Linked DNA regions of Homo sapiens: region 1 is linked to region 2. Evidence: chromatin contacts called from ENCODE Hi-C or POLR2A ChIA-PET data. All regions are on one chromosome and are shown on one strand. Each heading gives the region's core, a stretch centred on a gene start or an enhancer-like site at or near the end of the contact. The rest is flanking DNA. Distances are from core to core; before and after follow the strand shown.

Region 1 (2,700 bases), core at 146-2,645, 460 kb after region 2:
CCGGCCACTGTTTTGATTCTCTTGTTTGACTGGCCTGTTTGTATTTTGGGCAGTCGCTAGCCAGGTGTTAGACCTATAATTTACCATGTAATTCTCTATTGACTTGAGCTCTGCCGTTGTGCACTTTGTACATCATCTACCATCTACTGCATCATCCCTGTTTGCTTCAGGCTCTCCCAGTGTGACTCATCATTAAATATCCAGTTGGAACCTCAACCTCTTCCAGGAATGCCTCCTCTGGCATCCTCTACATGTGCTGTTCTTCCTCCTAAACCTCCAAGGGACTTGATGCCTGTCCTCTTGTTAATCATATGCTCTTTTGGAAATGTATTTATGTTTCCCTATGAATATGGTGGCCCTCTGGCTTCATACATTTAAAATGTTTGTGGTCAGGGATGATGATGATTTAAACAACAGTATTTTGGAAAGTAGGACTTTTTTTAAAAGTCCTCTCGCATTATCACTTAGTGTACAGCAACTATTGTAGTAAAACTACTTGGCAGTGTAGCGGTAAAATAGTTTAATCACAGTGGTACAAAGGGTGCAGGGAGTATGGCACTCGTACATTGTTGATGGGAGTCCTAACTGGCGCACTCCCTCTTAGGAGATCCATTTGGCCCTATCTGTTAAAATGTAAAACGCACAAACCATTTGACTAGCAATTCAGCTTTCAGAAATTTATTCTAAAAATGCTTGCTTCTGTATGAAAAGACATAAGTATTTCCTTTATAGAGTTACTGATTTTAGCAAAATATTGGAAACAAATGTTCATCAGTAAGGAAACAGCTAAGTAAACATGGGCTTTTGTATGATGGAATACTTGGCACCATTGAAAAGAATGAGGTAGATCGCTATGCACTACTGTACTGCTGTGGAAGGTCATGAGTATTAATTCTTACCAGACAAGAAGAGGTGCACAGCAGTTTGCTAATGTTTGTTTGAAAATCAAGTGTGGTGGAAGATGGGCATGTATACTTATACATACAAGATGATGATGTAAATTGTGAAATATGTAATAGTTTTGGGGATTTAGTTTAAAAATTATGATTTTATTCTCCTCTGTAATATTTCCCCATTTGTCTTTAACATAAAATAATTATAAATCACTTAATATCAGGAAAACAATCCAAAAATATTATCTCTCCAGGAATAAAAATATTATTCTGTCAAAATGTGTAGTCTTGGCATATCAGCCATGTTTATCTTGGGGCAGTGTAGAACAACTGCTTCCCAGCTCCATGTGTAGGCAAGCCCTGTTTTGAGAAGCAAAGCTTTCTATCCATAAATTAAGGTTGGGATCTGATATTTTGATGGTTTCTATGATGGTTTGATGGTTTCTTTTAAGTTGATGAAACTGAATTTGGCTTCTAAGGTGTGTCACCATCTCTTGACATTTGACCTGTGAAAGCATTAGTTCCCTGACAGCGTATGACTGTACTCTAGAAAGGTGTTGTCTGAATTTTTACTTCCCAATCAGTATTCTCACTTCAGGATTTTCATTGCTTTAAGTGACTCTTGTATTTACAAAGCCCATATCCGTTTCAATTCTGCTCCCATCTGATTCTTTGTGATCTGTTTAGCAGCCCAGGCCTGAAAGAGGAACAAACAGAGAGGGAAATGAGAATAAGAAATGAATTAAGTGCCAGGGAGGGACCCAGAGTTAACTGTACAGGCGCTTTATATTGATGTTTCTTCTTCAGTATTGAAAGCTTACTATATTGATGGACTCTTTTTCATCTTGGTATCTTGCACTTACATATTGATGTTATTTGTTTTTTTACCAATATTGAAATGTAGAATTGATTAGTTAGACTTATCATTCAGATAGAAACTGTTTCAAGCTCTTTTTTTGGGAACAAATATTCTTAGGTGAATATTAACATGTTATTGAGCAATTAGCAATTAGTTGTAATGTAAATCAGTTTTCTGTAATACTTTATCACTGCTGTTTGGTGAAATCAAGTTTTATTGGATGATTCAGTGTGTAAGAGTGTCATAAATGAGTTTTTCACTATTACTGGAGATTTAAGTTTTTGGAGAAATTGTGTGACCAGTAATCAAAAGGTATAAAACATTTAGCCAATTGGAAAGTGAAAAATTATTAACATTTGATATGTAAACATAGGCCTCATTTTAATTTAGTCATATTGTCAAGTAGCAGGACGATATGTGTAGTAGATAGTGATACCTGTGCTTTTAATTCCGTTCTTTTTGTACGTCTGAGTTGGATATTTTGCTTTGTATAGAGGGGAAGAGAGAGGAATAGATTTTATTGTTAAGCCTGTGCTGAATCTGAGGTGCCTCCCCACTTGCCCACTGTCTTTCTAGTGCAGACTCAGAGGAGCAGTGGACCTGTTTCTTCAGCACAGAGCTCTCTTAAGACTTAATAGGAAAATTTGCAGAGGTATAAATCTAGTGGAACCATTAATTCTCAGCTGGATTTTTTCCTATTGTGTTTTATTTTTATTTTTCAGATACTAAAAGTATCTGACAAATAAACTGAAAGGTAAGATTGGCTTTTGGTAAAAACAGAAAGGAGAAAAAAAAAACCTTAGTTCTAAATATATCACTTCAGGGTTATAAAATAAGACAGCCTTTTTTTCTGGAAGAACAGAGACATGGCAGTCTGATGGATTTTAAAAGTCTCGGTGACTTTATTTTATACCCATATAAACTAGAAGCTATGAGTCTTTTCAAAGT
Region 2 (2,700 bases), core at 77-2,576:
TATTCATACTTCTGTTTCATCTTGGTGTCAGTTTTGGCAAGTTGTATTTATCAAGGAACATGTCTACTTTTACGATGATGAATTTATTGGTATAATGTTTTTCATAATATTTTGTTATTTTAATGTCTGTAGGATCTGTAGTGTTATTCTCTTATATTTCGATATTGGTAGTGTGTGTTTTATTTCCAGACTGTTTTGACTTAGGGCTATATCAATTTAAATAATATTCCAAAGAAGCATCTTTTGGCTTTTTAATTGTTATTTGTATTGCTGTTCTAATTTATTTCTGTTCCTAATTATTTCCTTATTTCTACTAGTTTGGGTGCAGTTTATTTTTCTGTTTTTTTCAAGTAGAAATTTAGATAATTATTTTTTTCTAAGGTGAACATTTAAAGGCACCATTTCCCTGTGAACATTGCTTTAGCTGGATCCCACAGTATTTTCTAACATTTTTTGTGTGATTTCTTCTTTGACTCATGGTTTATTTAGAAAAATTTACTAATTGCTTATTTATTTCTAGATATGATATTGTTATTGGTGTCTAACTCCCCTGCAGTCAGAGAACATAACCTGTAAGATATTCCATTCACTCTTTTAAAATTTTTATTGAGACTTATTTTATGGCTTACCAAGTGGTCTATCATTGTGAATATTTCAAGTGATTTAAAGATACATTCGACAGTTGGATATAACATTTTGTAAATATCACTTAGTTTAATGTGATTAAGAGTGCTGTTGAAGTCTTTAGTGAATTATATATCTATCAGTTACTAAAAGAGGGATGTTAAAATTTTCAACTGAGTTTGTGGATTACTTTCTCCCTTAAGTTCTGTCAGTTTTCTTTCATATATTTTGAAGCTGTTGTATTAAGTGAATACACGTTTAGGGTTGTTATAGCATCTTAATAAATTGACCTTATAATAAAGAAATGTCCCTATTTATGTCTTGTAATGCTTTCTTGAAGTTTACTTCGGTAAACACCAGCATTAAGAAAAAATAAATTTAGTTTCATGAGAGTCTCCTGATATCTAAGAGTAGTTATAATATTTCCATTTCTTTTTTGTGGGGTTTTTTTTTTTTTTTTTTTTTTTGAGACAGAGTTTCGCTCTTGTTGCCCAGGCTGGAGTGCAGTGGCACAATCTTGGCTCATTGCAACCTCTGCCTCCCGGGTTCAAGCAATTCCCCTGCCTCAGCCTCCCAGGTAGCTGGGATTACAGGAGCCCACCATCATGCCCAGCTAATTTTTTGTATTTTTAGTAGAGGTGGGGTTTCACCATGTTGGCCAGGCTAGTCTTGGACTCCTGACCTCAGATGATCTGCCCGCCTCGGCCTCCGAAAGTACTGGGATTACAGGCATGAGCCACTGCACCTGGCCTTGTGGTTTTAATAGACTATTTTTTTAAAGAGTAGTTTCAAATTCTCAGCAAAATTGGGCTGAAAAAATAGAGATTTCCCTATACCCTCTCGCACGCCCCTACACACATACAGCCTCCCTCATTATCAGCATTCCCCACCAGAGTGATACAGCTGTTACACTTGATGCATCTACATTGACACGTCATCACCCCAAGTCCTTAGTTTACATCAGGGTTCACTCTTGGTGTTATGCATTCTATGGGTTAGACAAATGTATAACAACATGGATCTAGTATCATGCAGAGTAGTCTCACTGCCCTAGAAATCCTTTGTGCTCTGCCTTTATGTTTCCTCCTACCCTCTCTTAGCAACCAGTGAGCTTTGTACTGTCTCCACAGTTTTGCCTTTTACAATATGTTGTATAGTTTAAGTCATATAGTATGTAGCCTTTTCAGATGGGCGTCTTTTACCTAGCAATAATATGTTTAAGGTTCCTCTGTGTCCTTTTGTGGCTTGATAGTTCATTTCTTTTTGGTGCAGAATAGTATTTTATTGTCTGGGTGTACCACAATATACTTACCTATCCATTTACCTACTGAACGACATTTTGATGGCTTCACAAGTTTTGGCTATTATGAGTAATGCTACTATATAAATATTTGTTTGGAAAGTTTTTATAAGTTTTCATTCATCTTTCTTGGGTAAATACTAGGGATCGTGATTGCTGAATCATATGGTAAGAGTATGTTTCAGTTTGTAAGAAACTGCCAAACTGTTGTCCGAAGTGGCTGTGCCATTTGCTTTCCATCCAACAGGGAGTGGGCCTTTCTATTGCTCCACATCCTCACCAGCATTTGCTGTCATGTTCTGGATTTTGGACATTCCAATAGATGTGTAGTGGTATCTCAGTGTTGTATTAATTGCATTTCCCTAGTGACATATTCTGTGGCACATCTTTTCATGTTTATTTGCCATCAGTATGTCATCTTTGGGGAGATGTCTTTTGCCCATTTTTAAATCAGTTTCACTTGTTAAGTTTTAAGATACCTTTGTTTTGGATAACAGCCGTTTGTCAGATAAGTCCTTTGCAAATATTTTCTTGCAGTTTGTGGTTTGTCTTCTCATTCTCTTGAAACACCATCTTTTAAATTATTATTTACATAGCATTTTCTTTTACCATTCTTTTATTTCTGACTTATCTGTGTCTTTATGTGGCATCATTTGTAGATAGCATGTACTTGGGTTCTGTGTGTGTGTGTTTTTAATCCATTTTGATGATTTCTGCCCTTTAAGTGGAGCACTCAGTCCACTTACATTTAGTATAATTGTTGATAGGGTTTGATT

What was found. A loop is a pair of places that touch in the nucleus more often than their neighbours do. ChIA-PET counts read pairs that join two places held with the same protein, here RNA polymerase II (POLR2A). Pooled maps may share reads with other maps.
Region 1: a map with no recorded cell type shows a loop between it and region 2 (2.2-fold over the local background). The contact joins two enhancer-like sites. A Hi-C loop is called at or near these places in 1 of 37 single-sample maps with no recorded cell type and 1 of 50 pooled maps. POLR2A ChIA-PET finds 5 or more read pairs at or near these places in 1 of 52 experiments (T-cell).

What each region holds. Positions count from the first base shown.
Region 1 is chr6:5,333,701-5,336,400 of GRCh38, forward strand. The region is part of intron 1 of FARS2 (phenylalanyl-tRNA synthetase 2, mitochondrial); the gene reads left to right. Among named protein-coding and RNA genes, the nearest start is that of FARS2, 74 kb to the left of the region's middle. Within about 2 kb of position 1,396, at least 2 of the 41 ENCODE cell types and tissues checked have a DNase peak (open chromatin) inside an H3K27ac peak, as active enhancers do.
Region 2 is chr6:4,878,485-4,881,184 of GRCh38, forward strand. The region is part of intron 1 of CDYL (chromodomain Y like); the gene reads left to right. Among named protein-coding and RNA genes, the nearest start is that of CDYL, 100 kb to the left of the region's middle. Within about 2 kb of position 1,327, at least 3 of the 41 ENCODE cell types and tissues checked have a DNase peak (open chromatin) inside an H3K27ac peak, as active enhancers do.